Regions from separate parts of the Mus musculus genome. Here regions 1, 2 and 3 are each linked to region 4. Evidence: chromatin loops called from intact Hi-C (ENCODE). Cell type or tissue: left cerebral cortex. All regions are shown on one strand.

Region 1 (5,000 bases), 430 kb before region 4:
GGGTGACCCACACTCTATAAGTAATCCTCACCCATGTTCTGTAAGTAAGCCCAATAAACACCATGGTTCAGCAAGCTGAATTCTGGTAGCACTACTTGGTACACCACAGATGGCCCTTCTGGGAGGAGCAAGCATCTATCTGCATCACCACAGGAAGAGGGCACTCAGTGCTGCCGACTGGACTGTCGGCAGATAGGCTGTAGCCATACCCCGCAACCCCAAACCCCCATTGCTCACTGTTAAAATGAAGCAGGGCCTTAGGGGTGACAGGGGTGGCTGTGAGCACCAGCATCTCCAGTCCCTTCAGGCCTTCCCGGCAGACCTCAGCCGCCACCTCCTGGGTAATCTCTGACACGTGGTCCAGCTCCAGGACCTGCAGCCGCATACAGTTTCTTGCTAGGAGAGGAAGAAGATAGGCCTGGTGACAAAGTCCCCGGCCCCCCTGCCCAACCACCCAGGCTGCAGCCCCCAACGCTCGTGGGACTTCACAGGCAGCATCTCACCCTTGCCTGCTTCTTGTCTACATACTCCAACCCCAAGCAAAGACTCACCAAGTGATGCCAGGCCCTGTACCCCACAGCCGGCACCACCTACGCCCAGGGCCCGGAGGTGGGGCCAACAGCGTCCAATCATCTGCAGGCAACGGTTGCTGAACCGGGTGGGCTGCTGGCTGAAGAATGGAAAGTGGACAGTGGTCAGGGAGGCATCGCACTCCCAAGTGTGAGAGTCCACGGAGGATTCTTTTCATGCCTCAGGCCTTGCCAACAACCCAGCTGGCTTTTTAAGTCAGAAAGTAGCTCATCTCTGACTCTGTCCTCTCCCCTTTCACTACACCAGGCAGCTTCAGATTCCAGAGCCACCCAGAGCTGTAGACCAGAGCCCCACCCTGGTCTCTATTCACCCTGCACCTGGTGACCAGCTCCTCATTGGGCACCAGGTAGTTATCAAGTGTGCGTTACAGCCACGCTGTGGAATGCAAGGTGACAATGAAGACACAGCTCCACCCTTAAGAGCACACCCTGGGTTCTCCAACAACATTTGTCATCTGACCTTTATCTGCCGCTGCCACCTATCCTTGAACTAGAAGCCATCCTCCTGCCTCAGCCTCTCAAGTGCTCAGATTACAGACCACACCTAGTTTTTGATAACTTTATTACTTTTTTTCTTGTTGTTTAGATTTTTTTTTTTAAGAAGTGTCTGATGCAGCCCAGGCTGAGTGACTTCAAAGTCATAAAGCTGAGAAACCCTCTTGCTTCACCTCCCCAATAGCTGGGATGACAGGTGTGTACCACCATGTCTGGCTCAGTAAGTTTGCTAAAACTGACAATCGCCCCAATAGCTACCTAGTACTCTCTAGATGATATACACAGGCCTTCGTCCCCCCCTCCCCCACCCCAAGACAGGGTCTCTCTGTGTAGCTCTGGTTGATATGGTAATCACTCTGTAGACTAGGCTGGCCTCGAACTCAGAGACCCACCTCCCCCTCTGCTTCCCAAGTGTGGGAGTGAAGCTATATGCCACCACAACCTGGTGGCTCTGCATCTTTTACCAAAGCCTTCATGGCATCTCCCCACTTGCCTTCCCATATCACTGTCGGCTCGCCTGCCCTACTCACTGCCAATCTCATCCCTCAACATTCACTCAGGCATCAGTATCTCTGTCATCTGACATGCCTGTGGCAGCAAGGACACAGAAACGGACATTCACAGTCTGCCTTGAGAACCAAGTCTAGCAGAGGAGCTTGAAGTACAAATTACTACAGAATAGAAGCTATCAAGAGTCAGGATGGGGGGAGGGGGGCAATGGGAACCAAGTAGGGACCATAATGGCAGACTCCAATAGTGATAGTGTGGGAGGAGCCGGCACGCTGGGGAGATCACTGGGAAGGTAAGGGTCAGCACACAGACAACCTGGTAATGTGAGGAAGTCCCAAGCATAGCAGGGGAAGATTCACCCCCTGGCTTCTCCCACGACAATAGACTTATTCTTGTTTTGAGATGGAATCTTGCTAAGCTGCTCACAGAGGTCTCAAACTCACAATCTGAGCACTGGAGTAGCTGTGACAACAAGTGTGTGATACCGTTCCCAGGATCTTCTTTGTTATTACTGACTTCCCTGACCTGCCTATACTATGTCAGGATATTGTTGGCTGAACGCGTATTTAAAAAGTGTCTATGGACAGGATGCCGCTGAGCCAGTAGTAACAGCTCTCATAATCAACACTGATTCACAGGGTTGAGTGGCAATGCCAGGCTATTAGGATGGCTCAGTGGGTAAAGTCACTTATCACCAAGCCTGATGACATAAACTTGATCTCAGAGACTCACATGGTGAAGGGAGGGAGGGAGGGAAGGAAGGAAGGAAGGAAGGAAGGAAGGAAGGAAGGAAGGAAGGGAGGGAGGGAGGAAAAAGGGAGGGAGGGAAGGAAGGAAGGAAGGGAGGGAGGGAGGGAGGGAGGGAGGGAGGGAGGGAAGGGAGGAAGGAAGGGAGGGAGGGCTCCTATAAGTTGTTCCCTAACTTCCACATACATACCTAATTCCCACGCCAAAATATGTAATAAAATAAATTTTAAGTGGCACTGCCAGCAAGCCAGAGTAAGACTCCAGGTTTCCTATTACAGCCCTGCTCCTAATTAGCAACACACTGATCAGTAACAGCTCGGTCCTCAGCCCCAGGCCAGGCCCACTGCTGTTCTCTCCTTAGCCACCCCCTTGCTTAGACTTACCAGGGGTGAAGTGGCGCCACCTGGAGGGAGACAATGTCTCTGCAGCCTGCACCCAGGGCCCAGATCACCTCATGGCCGACGGGGTCCGTGGCACTCCTGTGGAAAAGCCGAAGCTCAAGTAGCCCCTGTCCCCACTAAGAGGCAAGACCATGTGGTACCTAAGACCATGTGGTACCTAAGACCATGGTACCTAAGACCATGTGGTACCTAAGACCATGTGGTACCTAAGGACCTTGGGAGCCCAAGGCACACAAAGGGTGAGTTGAGCTTCCGGAAGAGAGGACCCACCTGTAGGTGACAGCCTGCAGGGCACGGCAGTAGCAGCTGGCCAGCCAGAGGGACCGGTCAGTGAGGATGTTGGGGCAGTGGGAGATTCGCAGGATCAGCAGGTTCCCACCAGCTGCCTTCAGCAGGGACTCCAGCCCTGCTTCAAGGCAGCCCCTGGGGATGACCAACAAGGTCAGGGAATTGCTGGTGGTCACTTCCTCATCTGGGAAGCATTCCCAACCACCCACCCACCGACCACCGCAGGCCTCACCGGGTGCTGCGGGCATACTCCTCCTTGCTTTCCTTCTTCCCCCGCTGCCGGGGCTTCAGGTTCTGTAATGTTAACGAGTGAGCCTGGGTGCACCACTGAGCCAACATCGCCAGGAACTGGGAAAAATCAAGTGATATGAGTAGAGGTCTGAACTGGACTGGCTGGCTGGTGATGGGTTAGCCCTGAGGAGGAGGCACTGTGACAGCATCTTGGGGAACCGGGGCCGAAGGGGTTACTAGTCTTGGGCCAGTTCTGCTGCACAAAGTTGGGCTCCCAGGAGGGCAGGGGCAGGCACCTTGGAACAGACTCGGGCATTCTCAAGTAGCACTCTCGTCCAGACAGCGGGATGGCGGGCCACAAAGCGCCAGTCCCGACAGACCTCTGCTGCATGGAGCAGTGTCCGGGTATCCAGGTAGGTGAAGATACAGAAGAGGGCAGCTCGCATCTTGAGGATTTCTGGGCTGATGACCTCATTGGAGCGTGAGGGGCTACCTCTCTCCACCCGACGGCCTCGCCCGCTGCCTCCTTCAGGACGTGCTGGAGAACAGCAGGGTCAAAGGAGACAGTGGAGAGTAAAAGACCAGTCAGGGTTGTGGGTGAGGAGCCGGGGAAGGGCAGGACCTGCATGGGTGAGTATGAGACCTCCCACACCACTGGGGACTAGCCTCCTGAGAAGACAACATGGCCTCTGCCTTCCCTTTCTTTACAAGTACCCCATATTTTGCTGATTGGAAAAGGGAGTTGTCTGTTCCTTTGTCACACGCCCAAAACTTTGCAGACAGGGTCTCATGTATTCCAGCCTAGCTTTGAACTCAAGCCCAGAATGGCCTTGAATTTCTGTTCCTCCTGAATGTGCTGCCCAAGTGCTAGAATTACAGGTGTGCACCACCGTGTCCAGTTTTAGGGGCTGGAGCCTGAAGCCACAAGGATCTAGATAAGCACTTCACTGTCTTCTGAACCACCCACACTGCCACCCCAGAGACTTTCTATTTGTTTGTTTGTTTGTTTGTTTGTTTGTTTGTTTTTTGGGTTTTTTGGTTTTTTGTTTTTTTCAAGACAGGGTTTCTCTGTATAGCCCTGGCTGTCCTGGAACTCACTCTGTAGACCAGGCTGGCCTCGAACTCAGAAATCTGCCTGCCTCTGCCTCCCCAGTGCTGGGATTAAAGGCGTGCCTCACCACGCCCGGCAAGACTTTCTATTTAAGGGCCACCCTGACTCTAACCCTTTAAGCCTCCCATATAAGTACAGAGCTACCCCCTCAAACCCCTGCTCTGCGCCAGGTGCTTCAGAGCTGAGAATAAACACTCAGCTCCTCTTCCTGCCTGTGATGGAGCCCACCATGTACAGACTCCTTAAATGGGGCATTCTTAGGTCCCTGCAGGCCCACCCTGTCACATAAACCCTAGCTCCAAGCTTGAAGGGTACTTGATAGGTAAGCAAAAGGAAGGGGCCAAGGGTTACCACCTCTACCCTGTGTCCCCTGTGAGAGGCTGCGTTGCCTACTCACTCTCTCAGGACTTACCAGAGAGCCGGCAGCTGTTCAAGGGGCCAGCCACAGCAGGTCCAGGGCGTGGGACATCTGAGGGTCCTTCAGCCTCTGACTCAGTAGTTCGGGAGCCCACATCCGAAACGTCACCCTCCTCCCCCTCGGTGCTGTGACGACGAGGTCGGCGTTGCCAGTTCTGGATGGCCTGTCGTCTTAGGCCTGAACTACGAGGGGCCTGGGACCGCTCTGAA
Region 2 (5,000 bases), 69 kb before region 4:
GGTTTGGGGTGGAGTGCTGGAAAGGTGGCCCAGTAATTAAGAGTGTTGGCTCTTCTGGCCTTCATGGGCACTTCATGCACGTGGTGCGCAGACATACAAACTGGTAAAGCACTCATATGCATAAAAATAATGTATTTTTAGAAAGTAGGTTTACAAGGATATTAAGGCTCTAGAGTTTTGGTATTGGGGGTCCTACCCCCATTCCATACTTATCCTGTTCAGACGATTATGGGATGGACAATTAATAGGAGTCCACTTTTATCTTGACCTCCACAGTTACCTTCTGGGAGGTCATGATGTTCTGAGGGCACGGAGCTAGAGGCAACAGAGACCTCTATCCCTCCTTGTGCACTAAACATCCCATGCAAGAGCCCTAGCATCCCTTCCTCAGGCCCCTTCCTCACTCTTACCATGTGACCACCCTGTTCCAAGTTCAAACTGACAGCAGTGTCCACAATAAGAAGCTGTGTGGGTACTAAACTAGGAGCCCCCCCCCCCAATTCACAGAGATAGAATGACAGGCAGAGGCTGATTCTCCAAATACAATCTAGTTCAGTGGGGAATCTCAGGGCATTGCAATGCTGTATATGTTGCCCACACAGGGCCTGCTTTCCAGTGGCTGGCCCAAATAAAGGAGAAGACTTATGTAACATCCTTACATAACCTCTCTTGGCAACAAAGACAGAAATGGAGAGGTTATCAGACAGGTTAGCAGACAGAGCAGCACTGTTCCCACAGTGGCAGACCAGTACAAGATTGTGGTGACCTTTTAGCAAGATGCAGTTCTAGTTTAGTCTTCAGTGAGTATTGCTAGTTTTGGGGCACACACCCTCCAGATCTCTCCTCTGTGACCAAGCAGCCTCCTTTGGTGACTTATGCATCAGGGGAGGGTCTGACTGAAGTGAGCCTGGGCAGATGAAGATAACCCACACAGCATCTCTGCAATTTACCAACACATCTGTGTCCTTGTGTGTGTTCAGTGGAATGGAGGATTTTCACAGAGATGTGGGCTGAGGATGGGCTTTAGGGCCTGTCTGTCCTCAGCCCTTGCAGTCTGGCCCTCAGCCTCACTTTCCAGAGCAGAAGCTTCCAGGCAAACTCCTTCCAGATTGGACAGAATCCATCTGGAAGAAGCTGGCCAACCAGGCTTCCCTGCCTCCGGGGAGGTGATAAATTCCTTCTGGCCTGAGTTTCTAATGGCCTGGAGTTGTTAATTAGTGTGGGGATAAGCTCCCTTGGGGGAGTGTGGGGTTTCTAAGCATAGCAGAGAGAGTGCAAAGGTCCTGTGCTTTCTTGATGCTGAGCGCAGCCCCACCCTCCACTCTGCTGATTTCTGAACTCACAGTTCATAGTTTCAGGTTGTCATGCCCCCTAACTCCAGGCAGATTCCACATCTCTAGTGAAGTTACAAAGCCAATTTTTGAGGTTCACTTTTCTATATAAAAAATCCTTAAGATTTATCTGTGATACTAAAAGGGTTAGGCCTATTTGATATTTTTCTGGTTTTGACCCCAAATGGGTCTTTTCTTTTTTCTTTTCTTTTACTTTCTTCTTTTTTTTTCTTTTCCTTTTTTTTTTTTTTTTTTTTTTTTTTTTTTGAACAGATAAGGCTGAATGTCAACCGAGCAGCGAAGGAGACTTCTATTCTGAGCACATGCCCTTCTAAGAAATTCTATTTGGACTTCCTGGTTTATAAGCTGAGGGTAGGACCTAAATTGTCCATGCCTGAGGCTCCACAGAGTCAAGAGAGACGCTGAGCGTGGAGCTTTAAATTGGAGGCAATGCAGACTTACAATAGAACCCATTAGGGTTCATATCCTAGCCCTGCCTCTAATGACTGTCTTTAGCTTTCAGTCCCCTACCCTATTTGTGTAGTTGGGGGGGGCGGGGGTACAAAGTGGCACCTCCCACTGAATCCCTAAATGCACTGTATACACAGGTTTGGTCTCTTCCATTTTTCTTCTTCTTTTTTTCTCTTTTCTTTTCCTTTCTTTTCTCTTTTTGTGACTTTTAATCCTTCTAAATGTTTTTCTTGCTTCTTGCTGAAATCTCTACAACATAAAATTAAGCTTTTGCACTATGAGACTTTGCAGCATTTGGCCCACTGGCAATGTTTTGGTTGCTGACATTTCTCAAATGCTAGCCATTCCCAGTACAGATGCCACCCGGTATTCCTACAGCAGCAGCTTCCTGGTCTGTCTCTGTAAACCCTGGGCACCAGGGCACAGTCTGCACTCGATCTAAGGTTTTGTCTTGGCTCTTCTGGCACAGTTCCTACTTGCTACGAGGACTTCAGCAGCCTGAGGCACCACTGAACCTCCTGCTACTCCTAACTCACCGTGTGACCCAACAACCCAGTCTGCCCATCCAGGCATGGGTACAGGCACCTGCGCAGCATCTCTCCACCCTTCAGGAAGAGCTGAGCTAGCCATACTAGACTATAATTGGATCCCAGACCTCTTTGGAGATGCTCCACTCATACAACATCCTGGAAAACGACCTCAGGTTTCCAGAAAAACTCAAATCATGTTACTTGCCTTGGGGATTGAAGATGCCTTGTATCCACTTCTGGGTTGAACGGGTCTCAGGCACTTTGGCAGCTGGTGTCAGAGACGAGGCTTTCAGGAACACAGGCCTCAATCTCAATGACTGCCACGATGCAAGTTGGACACAGTATGTATCTTGGCTCAAGAGTTGGCAATCTTCCTCTGCCCTTGAAGAGTTCTTGCGTCAGAGTTCTCGTGGTGAGACAGTCTTCACATTATCCCCCTTCTTAGGTACTGTAGAGCTCGCTCCCTGGCCCCTGGGAGCTTCCCAGAGAACTCCACTGAGGGTGAAGGGAAGACCACTTTGTTCTTGTGAAGCTGGTGTTGCCACCCTCAGATTCTAAAGTTTAGATGCAGGGACGACGCCATTGTTGGGGTTCCAAGGAGCCTCCTGTGGGTCTCCAGAACTTCCTTTCTGGCTGAGGGAGGGAGCAGTCGGTTGTAGTAAGAAGCACTGAACTCGTGGGGGCGCTCTTTCCTAGGAAGACAACCTGCCCTTCCCGACGCTCTTGCTTTGGGATACCAGCATGGGAAGACTTGTTTCCTTTTGAAGTTTCCTCGGATGATATCTTTAATGCTGCCTTTATTTCCAGATGAGGAATAATCGTTAAGACTAAAATAGTAGAGTTAAAAGGAAAGATCAAGCTAGGAGTCCAGCAGGCTAGTAGAGACTTCCACCATCAAAACTTCCTTCAGAGAAGCAACAGGTAGGTGGTGTGTGTCATCACAAGTGGGGAAAAGTTTTGAAAACAGCAGGAGGTGGCTTAGAACCGTGAGTGAGCTTGTCAGTGAACTTGTAGAAAGGTTTTTAGGAAAGTGTGAGACAGATGATGAAGGCAAAGACCAGCTTTCAAGGGAATGTGGGGATTGGAGACTATTGCAAAAGCAATTGCTAAGGGCGCTACTGGCAGGAGCTTGTGCTAATCCTTCCAAATGCCCCTGTAAGGAAGCCCCAAGTGAAAATGTAGCTAGCAGCAGGGGGCGGAGTGTGCCTGACCGCCTCGACAAATAAAGTGAAAGAGATTAAGGGAGGCACATGTTAAATTCAAGCCTCCCCATAGGCGCGCGCGCGCGCGCACACACACACACACACACACACACACACACACACACACACACACACACACACAGAGAGAGAGAGAGAGAGAGAGAGAGAGAGAGAGAGAGAGACACACACATGCTTAAGCATCTGCATACATATGTTCATCTACCCATGTGATTAGGTGCGTTACATGCTTGCCACATTCACTTGAAAAATGTTAAATTGGCCATTTTGTTTTGTGCAGCCATGGAATTTTCTGTCGTTAATAGTGCGAAACAAAAGCCAGGCAAATGTGCATTTCACCTTGACTATGGAGGTGGTGGATTTTTGTCTTGTGCCAGATGTGGAAAAAACTTTCTCCCTTCTTTCTTCTTTTGCACTGGTGGGAGCATGTGTGTGAGGCTTCCATCCACATAGAAACCACCCCAGTAGTTTACTTGTTTAAGTTTCTGAGGACAATGGGAAACACAGTGGCCTTGATATTTAAATGTGTTCCTGTTGTGGCTCTCTGTCTCCATCACTTTCTGCATTCAGCTTTATTTTCCTGCTCCTCCATCACTCCTGGTATGAGTTTTGTAAAAGATGATGTTCGAGGGAGGACACATTGAGGGGCTGTGTGTAGATTCTGAGGAAGGAAATAGGGTGCAGAGGATCATTTTTCATTGTATACATGTTTGAAATTCTCAAGAATAAAGAACATTATAATTAAAAATAAAAAGACCACAGTTTTAAAATGAAAGGTTAAATTAATCTAGCAGGTTTGTCAAGCTTCACACAAAGCACTGAGTTAGCTTTGTGCTAAGTGACATTTGCCTGCTGCCAAATGGCAATTAAGTGGTGTTTGTCTCTCACTTACTCTTTGTCCTACAAACTCTCTCTGTTTGAATTCTCTGATGTCCTTTTCCTTTTCTGTCCCTTTCACATCCATTAGGACTATGAAATGGCAAAGTTAATGGTTTGTCTTTCTAATTAAGAAGTATTCACATCTCTTTTGTTAAATCTTTTAACCTGAATTTGAGCGTCTCCATTTGAGCAAAGTCCCGGTAAAGACTGTTTAAAATAAAAGTAAGGTGTGGGCTTATATTTTTCAAAACCTACTTTAATAAGTGCTCTTCAATGCTTTATCCTCCCTTCTCGCCCACCACTCGCCAGAGGCAGTGGAAAGGAAAGGTTAATAGGGCAAAGGTGAATGCGGACCTGTTTAGAAAGAGTTCTTTGTAGCAAATCCAAACTGCGTTGTCAGAATATCAGCAGTTCAGTTCATATGAATCCGCATCGGTAGCTTGATCCACTTGCAAACACCATTCATGAATCAGCAAAGGCAGTTCTCTCTAGAGGAAAGCTCGAGGCCCTGTCAATCAGCCCAAGTCTTTGGAATTAGCAAGAAGCCACTGGAAGACCAGAAATTCTTT
Region 3 (5,000 bases), 320 kb before region 4:
GAACCAAATGAGTAAAAGCAGTTGTGAATTTTCAATGTAAAACTTTGAATTTTGTCACATTTCTGTCTCTGGGACTCTGGATTGATAGAATTAGTTTTCAACAAGGATGTAACAAGAGCTCATATGAACGGGAAGTTGATGCTTGATGGTTTACTTTTCATGCACTTGGCTTAATAAGTCAGAAAGGGGCTTTCTAATTGGTCAAGCAAATGGATTCGGATTACCAAGGGAACTAGAGAGAGTATGACAATGTGGAGTAAGGAGAGACTATATCTGGAGAGAGATTGCTTATGGGTTAAGAGTACTTGTTTTTGCAGTGGTCCTGGGCCCCAGATGGTGGCTCATACTACCTGTAACTCCAGTTCTAAGGGATTCCATAGCCTCCTTTAGCCTCCTCAGGTACCAGGCACACACGTGGTGCACATACATAGATGCAGAGAAACATTCCTACACATTAATAAATGAATCTGAAAAAAGTGTTTTACAAGGAATATATCTGGAACACAGGTGATTTTCTGGGGGCGTTCTGTTAGAATGACCTGTCTAGCAATATCATGTAATGGAAGATGACAGTCACCTTATGTAGGTAAGATTCTCTCAGAAATAGTTTGGAGTCACCTAATGGATCAAAGACCCTGTGATATAGGCTGAGACATGAAGTAGATATGAAAAGGGTGAAAGCGATATGCTAAGGTTTGTGTCCAGTTGCAAAAGTGAGGAGTGTTGGGTTATTGTGTTGCTCCTTACATTATGATTATAAATTGTGGCTATGTAATTGTCTGTTTTGAGTCATGCAGCTTCATGCTTCTTGTGATTTCATCCTGTTTCATACAACGTGGTTTAGTTGCACTATGCTGATGTCTTCAAACAGCACTTCGTTCCATTTTTCAAGACTGTGACTTATCTGGGAGGTTCTGCTTTGCCAGGTGTGTGAGCTAGATTGCTTCTTTCCAATGCATTTCCTTTTCAGTTAAAATGAGTAGAGGAAGCTAAGCATGGTGGCTGATGCCTATCGTTCTAGTACTAGAGAAGTTAAGAAAGGATCATCCCAACAGGTTCGAAATCAGCTACAAAGTTCCAAGACAACCTGGGCAACAGAGTGAGATCCTACGGCAAGCAAGCAAGCAAGCAAGCAAGCTGACCAGATTAGTCACTTCTAGTACTTATAACTGGAAAAAACAAAAACAAAAACAAAACAAACAAACAAACAACAACAACAAAAAAAACCCCAAACCTGCTGGAATAGATATGGATACCTGAGAGTGGGTTCCAAACAAAAGGTCTTGAAAATGTGGGCTATCTGGAATTGATCATCATGCTCAGTGAGACTTGGCCTCAGTTACTTTTCTGTTGCTGGGATGAAACATCCTGACAAAGAGCAACTTAAAGGAGGAACGGCTTATTGTGGCTCACAGTCTGAGGGCACAGACCAGCAGGGTGGGAAAGTTCTGGTGTTTAACACAGTGAGTCACATCACACCCACAGCCATGCGCAGAGAGAAAGGAATATACGCATGTTTCTTGATTGTTCTCAGTTCAGTTTTTCTCCTTTTTCTAGTTCTGGACCCTCTGCCTAAGGAGTAAAGGCACAGACAGTGAGCGGGACCTTCCAACACAAGTCAGTTTAAGACAATCAGTCTCTCACAAGCAAGCAGGCACACATGTGTTAATTCCTCTATTCTTGGCTGTGGATGTGGTGTGACCTGCTGTCTCGGTTTTCCAGTTGTGATGGACTGCAAATAGCGCGTGACTGTGAGCTAAAATAAACCCTTTTTGTTAGGTATTTAATCACAGTGACAGAAATGAGAGCAAATGGAAATTTAATGAATACTTAATTTTCCCTTCACTGGTTTATTATATATTTCTTTTATGTTTTCCTAAATTTTCTGGTCCTTTATCATATTTTTTGTATGTATTTATCTGCCCATCTATTTCCCCAATCACACAGATATACACACACTTATATACATATACATTTTTCTATATATGCTACGTATAATCATTTTTTGAAGCTGTTAATGGATTTCTTTAGCCATTGGTGGCAATGATTCATCCTACATGAGGGTTTGCCACCTGGTGTCAACTGAAAGTTACAGTGAGCCTCTCTCCTCCCACACAAACACCTGGAGGTGCCCTTCACTCTTTGCTTGTCTGAGGACCCCTAGTTGCTAGCTGGGAGAGGAAGTCAAGAGTTCTCCAGTAGGCAGACAGCTCTAGGAATCCCAGGGGAAGCCAGGACTCCAGTATTCTATTTGTTATCTCCTGGCCTGTCAGTTCAATCTGTACTCTGTTGCTCTCTCTTGACAGTGTTCGCTGAGCAGCTCCTTAAATGCCAGAGGCTGTTCCAGACACTAGGCACAGTGTTGTGGCTTCTTCTGGGGAGACATGGACAAATGTCTCTCTGTGATGGTTTGAATTAGAAATGATTCGTTTCACAGTTGGTTTAAGAGGTACAGCGTTGCTACTGGAAGCCTGTTGGGCAGGATGGAGGGTCATGTGCTTTTACCTGCTAAGCCATGCTGCCTGCCCTCTTTTAAAGACTTTTTTTTTTTTTTTTTTTTTGTGGCAGTCTGTCTATGTCACCCTGGGTGTCTTGAAACTCCCTATGTAGGCCAGGCTGGCTTTGAACTCAGAGATCTACCTGCCTTTTCGTCTCAAGTGCTGAGAATAAAGGCGTGTACTACCTGATCCAGCTACCTTTATACTATTGTGTGTGCACTCAGTAAAGACAATTTAGGGGAGTTAGTTCTTGCCTTCCACTTTTATGTGAGTTCTGGGAATCAAACTCCAGTTTGTGGTGTAGATGCCTTACTGGTGGAGCCATCTCTTCAGCCCTGAGGGTGTGTGTGTGTGGTTTCTTTCTTTTCGTTTTTTAAAAAAAAGATTTATTTATTTTATTATTTATTTATTTATTAATATTTCTGGGTTTTTTTTCAAGACAGGGTTTCTTTGTGTAGCTCTGGCTGTCTTAGAACTCAGAAATTCGCCTGCCTCTGCCTCCCAAGTGCTGGGATTAAAGGCGTGCGCCACCACCTTCTTTTATTTTATGCATGAGTACACTCCCATTGCTCTCTTCAGAGACACCAGAAGAGGGCACCAGACTCCATTACAGATGGTTGTGAGCCACCATGTGGTTGCTGGGAATTGAACTCAGGAATTGAATCCGTGAGCCATCTCTCCAGGCCGGGGTTGGTTTCTTAACCTCGTTTTATAGGCGCTTCTCACACAGTTGCTTGTGGTTTAGTCAGATCCCAACTATCTCTCCTCTCTTCCCTCTCTCTCTCTCTCTCTCTCTCTCTCTCTCTCTCTCTCTCTCTCCCTCTCTCTCTTAACTATTCACTCATCCCATTAGATTCACTACTGCTAGGTAGACTGGCACTAACCTTAAAATTTGTAACTTGCGAACGTGACTATTATTGGTTTATTCTAGGGCAAGAGATAAAAAATCATGGGTGACTTTGTGCAGGACCCCTAGCGTCCCCAAAGCCCGGACTAGGTTTATTGTGAGCATACGGTACTGTGAGCGAGGTCTAGTGACGCTCTTCTGCGGCTTTCCCGCGCTCCCCGCGGGGCGTCCCTAGCAACGCGCGGGCTGGTTCTCAGCTCCGCCCCGCGTGAGGCAGTGAGGGCAGGTGCGCCTGCGCGCAGCCGCAACCGCCAGTCAACTCGCTTCCCCTCCCTTCCTCGCCCCTCCCCCTCTCCTCCTCTTCCAAAGGCGCCTGGAGCGCGAGGCCAACATGGAGCCTGAGGACCTGCCGTGGCCTGACGAGCTGGAGGAGGAGGAGGAAGAAGAGGAGGAGGAGGGCGAGGAAGAGGAGGGGAAGAAAGAGGTGGAGAACGCCTCGGCGGCGGCGACCGAGGAGGCCCTGACCTCTGAGGAGAGTGGGAGACTGGAAGAGTTCGAAGAGGCGGGGCCCGACTTGGATTTTAACTACGAGTCCCAGCGGCAGGAGAGCTCGGACGAAGAGGAGGACGAGCTGGCTAAAGCCTGGCTGCAGGCTCACCCCGACCGTCCTGGCAGTGCTTTCTCTCTGCCCCCTCCCACGCCTCCGCCTCCGCCTCCGCCTCTGTCCCCGCGGCTCCGGTACACCCCAGTGGAGCATCTGGGCAAGACTGAGGTGAGAAGCGGCTCTGTAGCCCGGAGCTGGGCTGTGGGGAGGAGCGGGGCTGAGGCCAAGCGACTGTAGAGATGCTTGAGCTACTGAACTGGGTCCAGGATATCGGGACCTACGCGCTGCGGGTCGCCTTGCTTATGGACTGTACACCTTGCTTGTGGGGCTGGCAGGTTCTTTGTAGTCTTAGGTTCTTCCTGACATTGACAGCTCCGTGTTTCCTGCGCCTCTCAGTGGATCCGTTTTTTTTTTTTTTTCGTTTTGTTTTGTTTGTTTGTTTTTGTTTTTAAAGTAGGGCAGATAAGACAGATGGCGCTGGGAGCCGGTACTCCCAGAGCGAGCAGTTAGAAAGGCTTCTTTGGCAGGAGGTGGGAGCTGGGGAGGGAGTCTAGGGAATAGCTAACTGGTGGAGAGACGTTTAGCATTTAACACCTTAGTTTTATTGAAGTGCAAGAAACATCCCCCCCTCACCCCCCCCCCCCCACTAGGAATTATTGTTGGTTAAGTATTCTGCGTGAGCTTTTGTGTGTCTTCCCGCCCATTGTGTGTCTTTGCACTTGTAGCAATTAATAGGTTCCTAGCCAGTGGCAGGAACTTGGAATGAAAGAAAGCTTGTGAGGCAGCTCTGGTCTGGAAAATTAGAAAGCACCAAGTTAGGACCAAATAGAGGAAGAGCCAAGTTTACAGAGGTCCTACCAAGATCATTTTGAAACTAACCGTGCTATTAATGCTTTTTAACTATCAGGAACTGCGTTGTTGGTCAGTATGGTCACGTGTGGTTCTTTACATACGAATTAGTTTTAAGTAACACTAGAAAGGCTGGTGGTGTATTTAAGTGGTAGAGAGGTCTTGCCTAGTGTGTGCAAGGACTTGAGTTTTCAAGCCCTAG
Region 4 (5,000 bases):
TGCTCAGGAGTTTGGGGGGCTTAAAGGATAGCCTTTAGAACTTTATAAAAATCAATAATAAAAACCAGAGGATGTGGGAAAGAGGATAAAGGCAGTGAGGGTTTCAGGGGAGGACTTAGGATGAAGGCTCTAGGAGAGCTTCCTTAGCCTCTCGCCATCAGTCAGGGAGCTCTCAGGTCAAGGAGAGAAACAGAGATTCCCTGAGCAGGACTAAGGAGCAGCTTGAAGAGAATATGTCACAGTTTTGGAGGAAAGACACCCTACATAGAGGGGGGAAACATTAGGATGGGGGAGGAATGGGGGAGGGAGAGGAGAGGGAACAACTTATATAGTGCATGTAGCACGGACCCTTATAAGGAACAGATAGATATTGTTTTAATTAGTGGGATGCATGTACTGTGTGTGTGTTTATATGACTTGATACATATGTGAGAATCAATCAGGAGAGAGAGAAAGATGGCAGAGACCTCTCCAAAGGCAGGAGAGCTAGAGAAGGCCCAGGTACAGGGGCCCCAGATGGCTCACAAAGCAGCTAGACAAGGAGAACAACCTTGCTTGAAAGAAACCAAGCTACCTGAGGTCAGGCTCTGAAGTGAGTCTGGCAGAAACAAAAGGCATGACTTATGGTTAATTCACTCAGGGGTGTGATTTGCCACCATCTTGCATTCCATGATCTGTCAGCATCTCATGGTTTGTATGGTCTGAAGGAGAGCCTTGTCTGAGTTGACAAAGGAATCAGTTGGGTTGGCAGAGAACCAAGAGACACAAAGTTCACTGAGACCAGAGTGAAGACATTAAGACCTCTGAGCCTCCAACCATGTGGACATACATTTTGGAGCTAAATTGACAGTAGATTTAACAGGATTCAGGTGGGGCTGAACACCATGAGCACATGACTATAAAAGAATAACTAAGACCCTACTGGGGCAAGGCCATGCTTAGGAAACTCATGGCTTGTCTGTCCATGCTGCCTTCAGTTTTCTTTCATATGGTAAACCAGAAGCTGGAACCCAGGTCCTGGTGAAAGCTGCTGTTACCGACTGAAGGCAAAATGCTCCCTATAAGTTTATACATTTAAATATTGGTCTCCAAATGGTGTCACTGTTTTGGTAGGTTGTAGACTCTTTGAGGCCTAGGTAGCATTAAGTGGGACTACAGGAGTAGGCTACATGGTTATAGTCTACTCAGATGGGGACCTGAGTTCTGTTCCCAGCTTTACCCAGCAGCAAGGGCACATTCCTGCCAAAGCCAGAAGCTACTCCTGCTATGTCACAGACCCACCTACCCACCCATCCCCCAATACCCTAGCTTAGTCAATCCTCAGGGAAAAAGCCTATTTGTGGTCTCTTGTGCTACTGGAATTGAGTCTCTGCTGCAGAATAAGGATAAGAACCTGCAGTGGCAGGTCCTTGTTGCTTCTCACACATTCTGTCCTTGGTGGCCTCCTTAAGAGCAGTGCCTTGATCTTAAGCCATTCACTGCCTCCACAATGCCAAAAACAGGAGGTTTCACCTCGGTTTAACATAGTGTCCGGGAAAACTCAGTGTCCTGAGGAACGCCCCTCTTGGTTGAGGGTGTTAATGTGGCCCCAGTCTTCCAAGCACTCCTGGAGCTCCTTCAATCAAAAACACTCACTCACCTCCCCAAGTGGATGCCTCCCTAATTCCTCCTGAGAGCCCACTTGATAAGAGTCCAGAATGTTCTTGCAAAGGGCAGTGAATCTTCCCGTGGTGGTACTCTGTCTCCACCCCAGGGAGAACCTGAGGGTTTCTAAGGAGAGCCAGGAGGCTGGCTAAGAACAAAGGCACGACTCAAAACACCATTTCAATTTCCACCTTTTCCTGAAAAGCACCTGTTTTCCTCTCTGTCAGCAACTCAGGCTCTGTGCTGAGGAAGACTCATCGGAAGAAGGTGAGGGCGACACCCACCAGCATCTGAAAGACTTCCTGAGCAGCTCAGCAGCTCAGCAGCTCTCACCTTGGGCGGGAACTGTGTCTTCCGGAAGTGGCGGACTTGTTTCCGTGGGGAAGATCTTTCTGGGACGACCGAGACTAAAGGTGAGCTCCGCTCTCAGGAACTGACCCAGCGAGTGCTTCTCCTGCCTTGCGGACACTTTTCTCCTGAGATGGTGAGCAGACTCCTGGCCCAAGTTCACTGCGCCCCCTCCAAGGCCAAGTGTGAGAGCAGGTGTAAGAAAGGGGTGCGCGCCTCAGCGCTGCTCTGGACGCGCGGCGCCCCCTGGCGGCAGGATCCGAGGCTGAGGCAGGATCAGAGAGCAGAGGCCACTGAAGATCTTGTGCTTGTAGGAGTGTGTCTCTACTGGTCTCTAAGGCTTCATGCTCAGTAGGTACTCAGACTTTGCCTTCAATCACGATGTTTCTAATTAAAAAAAAAAACACTCATTTCACTACTTTAATAATCTTGTGTATACAACATACCTCGAGGTCATGAAACTACAGTCCATAAAGAGTCAGAGAAAAGTAAAACAACTAGATCAGTGTTACTCACCCACAGAGACCTGTGTGCAGAGCACATTTTCATTTGTGAGGATGCTTCAGGCTCTGAATAATTCTTATGATGTTTGACCCATGGCCAATTTGGTGGCCACCATCAGATTTCCCACGACAAACTGAAAAATGACGATGAGAACTACATGGAAAATATGTTCAACCACTTGAAAGGAAAGCTTGTATCTGAGAGAAAGGAAGCCCATGACTGAGGAAGAAGGCGGTCCAGAGATGTCTCAGACAGAGAAAACACTAGTTCCTTGTATTTTTTAGCTACTAGTGGTTTTGAAAGATATCTTAGCAAATGTCACTTCAATTCTGATATCATTGAAGAGGGTGGAAACAAATGTTACCTAACATCTCAAACGGAAAGTCATCAGGTTTGTCTAAACATTCTTCCTGACATAACAAGTACCTAAGCAATCAACACCGTTAGGGGCTGGGAAGACGAGGCAAGGAGTAATGCTCTTGCTGGACTCGCATGAGCACTGGGATGGTGAGAACCCCACACCCAGACTCTACTTGAAAATGCTGGGAGGGGTGGCAAGGGAGCCATAATCTACATGTTCAAGTCAGAGGAGGACTGTTAAGAGCTAGTTCTTGGGCTGGGCGGTGGTGGCACACACTCAGCAGGTGGGAGGCAGAGGCAGATGGATTTCTGAGTTCGAGGCCAGCCTGGTGTACAAAGTGTGTTCCAGTACAGCCAGGACTACACAGAGAAACCCTGTCTCTAAAAAACAAAACAAAACAAAACAAAACCTTCCACTGTGTGATCCTGGTGCTTTACTTGGCGTCCCTACCATGGAAAGAGTGGGATAAAGAGGTGGCAGGAACTCCTCAGTCAGTGTTGGTGTGAGGCTGCTACTGTCTGCACTACTAATGCCAGTGTCCAAGTTAGCCAGCTCCACAACACCTCTAATGCCCCACCACACTGTGAATGCCAGTGCAGGGATGAGCTGCCCCGAAGCAACCCTGTAAGCAATGCCAGTTACTAAACACATCCTCCACTTTGGCCTGTGTGCTGCTGGTACAGTTTATTAATGTGTGTCTGGAAGATGATTGGTGAAGCTCTTATTTTCTCCTTGAGGTGTGTTTGATCCCTGTGAGCCTCAGATCAAGAAAACAAATAAAGTGTTTCCATTTCCCAGGAAGGAAGTTAACAGAAGTTCTCATGACTCTCAAAGGGCAGTTTGAGCCCATGTAAGAACAATGGTCTCTACAGTAACCAGTGAAGTCCAGAGCCTGTGTTATGCTTTGGAAAAACTTCTCATTTCTACCTAGAATGTGCTGTGAGGAAAGGGGATGTAGGAGCTAGGGATAGGCTCAGTCAGAAAAGCGCTTGCCATACAAACATTAGGACCTGAGTTGGATCCGTAGCATCTATGTTCATAACTGAGGCATGGTGGCCAGCCCTTGTAAATTCTAGCTCTGAGGAGGCAGAAACCAGAAAATCCCTAGGACTCTTTGCAGCCAGTGTACCCTAATAGTTTAGTCCCAAGTTCCAGTGAGAGACTGTTTCAAAAGGTGGGTGGCGGGCTCCTCTGCAGACATGTGCACCAACCTACATGGGTAAGGGGGTGGAGAAAAGAGACAGAAGATGTGTTTTCGGGGGTCACATTTATTTGCCTACTTGGATAAGAAGCCAACAGGGATACAGTGGAGGAGGGGCTGTGTCAATCAGTGGTCACTCTCACTCCCCAGGATTGGGAAAGACAAGCAAGGCTTTGTGTCAGTATGGAGGAGGTGGCTTTGGCACACCACAGCCACCATTCAGAACCCAGCCAGCCCTAAGCCTCCAGCTGCATTTTAGGAGAACCCAGTGCTCACAGGCTATGTGATGGCCTCCTGCTGCCAACCTCCTACTTACCCCATCCCAAGCTGTGCGCTCAGCAGCCTTGAGCTGGGCTGGCTCATGGCCACTCTGGCTTTGTTGTTCTATTTTTCCTGGCTTTGCTGCAGCTCTGTTCAGTCACCCTAGAGAGTAAAGCATGGCCTTCAGGTCAGTTGCTCTGGGGACAGAATTTAGATGCATCACAACTGGCTGTCCTAGATGCCTTCACAGCCCTTCATGCCGAGGTCAGCACTTGCCCTCCTGCCACCCCTCTGCCCTGGAGACTGGGTCTCTGTACTGACACAGCAAGGGTTTGGCATTGGGGATGAGGTGGGAGGCCTGGGAGAGATTGGAAGATGGAGGAAGGGAGTGGTGCTTTGTCTGGGGCCTCCTTGAGGACAGGGTCTATTCCCAGCTGCCCAGGTTCTCCAAACCTTCCCTCCCTTCCTGTCCAGAACAGGCAGCCTTGGTGACTTCAAACTTCTGCTCATCCCGTTCAGGCTCAAAGTCACAGCATGCTGGCTTTAGAGCATCCTCAGTGTGACTCCTGCCTGTCCCGTTTTACTCAACTTGTTACTGTCACAAAGTCACTGAGGTAATCCACTGACAAAGTGAAAAGGGATGTTGTGACTCAGAGTTTTGGAGGGTCTAGCCTAGGGCAG

The links. A loop is a pair of places that touch in the nucleus more often than their neighbours do. Peaks named below come from ENCODE experiments on the same cell type or tissue, not always from the same donor. Only the 100,000 strongest peaks of a DNase experiment are listed, where the experiment ranks them.
Region 1: a loop joins it to region 4, with 2.6 times the contacts of the local background. A loop is called at or near these places in 5 of 42 quality-filtered maps.
Region 2: a loop joins it to region 4, with 5 times the contacts of the local background. A loop is called at or near these places in 21 of 42 quality-filtered maps.
Region 3: a loop joins it to region 4, with 2.1 times the contacts of the local background. A loop is called at or near these places in 19 of 42 quality-filtered maps.

The regions. Positions count from the first base shown.
Region 1 is chr6:85,474,843-85,479,842 of GRCm38, forward strand. It overlaps Fbxo41 (F-box protein 41), which reads right to left. Exons shown (of 13, transcript NM_001289675.1): 5 at 4,786-5,000; 6 at 3,559-3,800; 7 at 3,264-3,379; 8 at 3,014-3,166; 9 at 2,726-2,821; 10 at 552-670; 11 at 238-396. Among named protein-coding and RNA genes, the nearest start is that of Fbxo41, 26 kb to the right of the region's middle. In left cerebral cortex, a CTCF peak has its summit at 2,750 (motif pointing left); a DNase peak (open chromatin) is centred at 2,752.
Region 2 is chr6:85,834,020-85,839,019 of GRCm38, forward strand. It overlaps a transcript of Nat8 not described here. Among named protein-coding and RNA genes, the nearest start is that of Nat8, 4.2 kb to the left of the region's middle. In left cerebral cortex, CTCF peaks have their summits at 3,002, 3,244 and 3,500 (motif pointing right); DNase peaks (open chromatin) are centred at 696, 3,031 and 3,398; H3K27ac peaks cover 2,342 bases.
Region 3 is chr6:85,583,910-85,588,909 of GRCm38, forward strand. It overlaps Alms1 (ALMS1, centrosome and basal body associated), which reads left to right and starts at 3,622. Exons shown (of 23, transcript NM_145223.2): 1 at 3,622-4,117. The coding sequence starts at 3,737. In left cerebral cortex, a CTCF peak has its summit at 3,089 (motif pointing right); DNase peaks (open chromatin) are centred at 3,065, 3,659 and 4,422; H3K4me3 peaks cover 1,599 bases; H3K27ac peaks cover 659 bases.
Region 4 is chr6:85,902,735-85,907,734 of GRCm38, forward strand. Nat8f4 (N-acetyltransferase 8 (GCN5-related) family member 4) reads right to left here and starts at 2,204. Exons shown (of 4, transcript NM_029331.3): 1 at 1,978-2,204. In left cerebral cortex, a CTCF peak has its summit at 2,267 (motif pointing left); DNase peaks (open chromatin) are centred at 2,217 and 4,325; H3K4me3 peaks cover 574 bases; H3K27ac peaks cover 2,968 bases.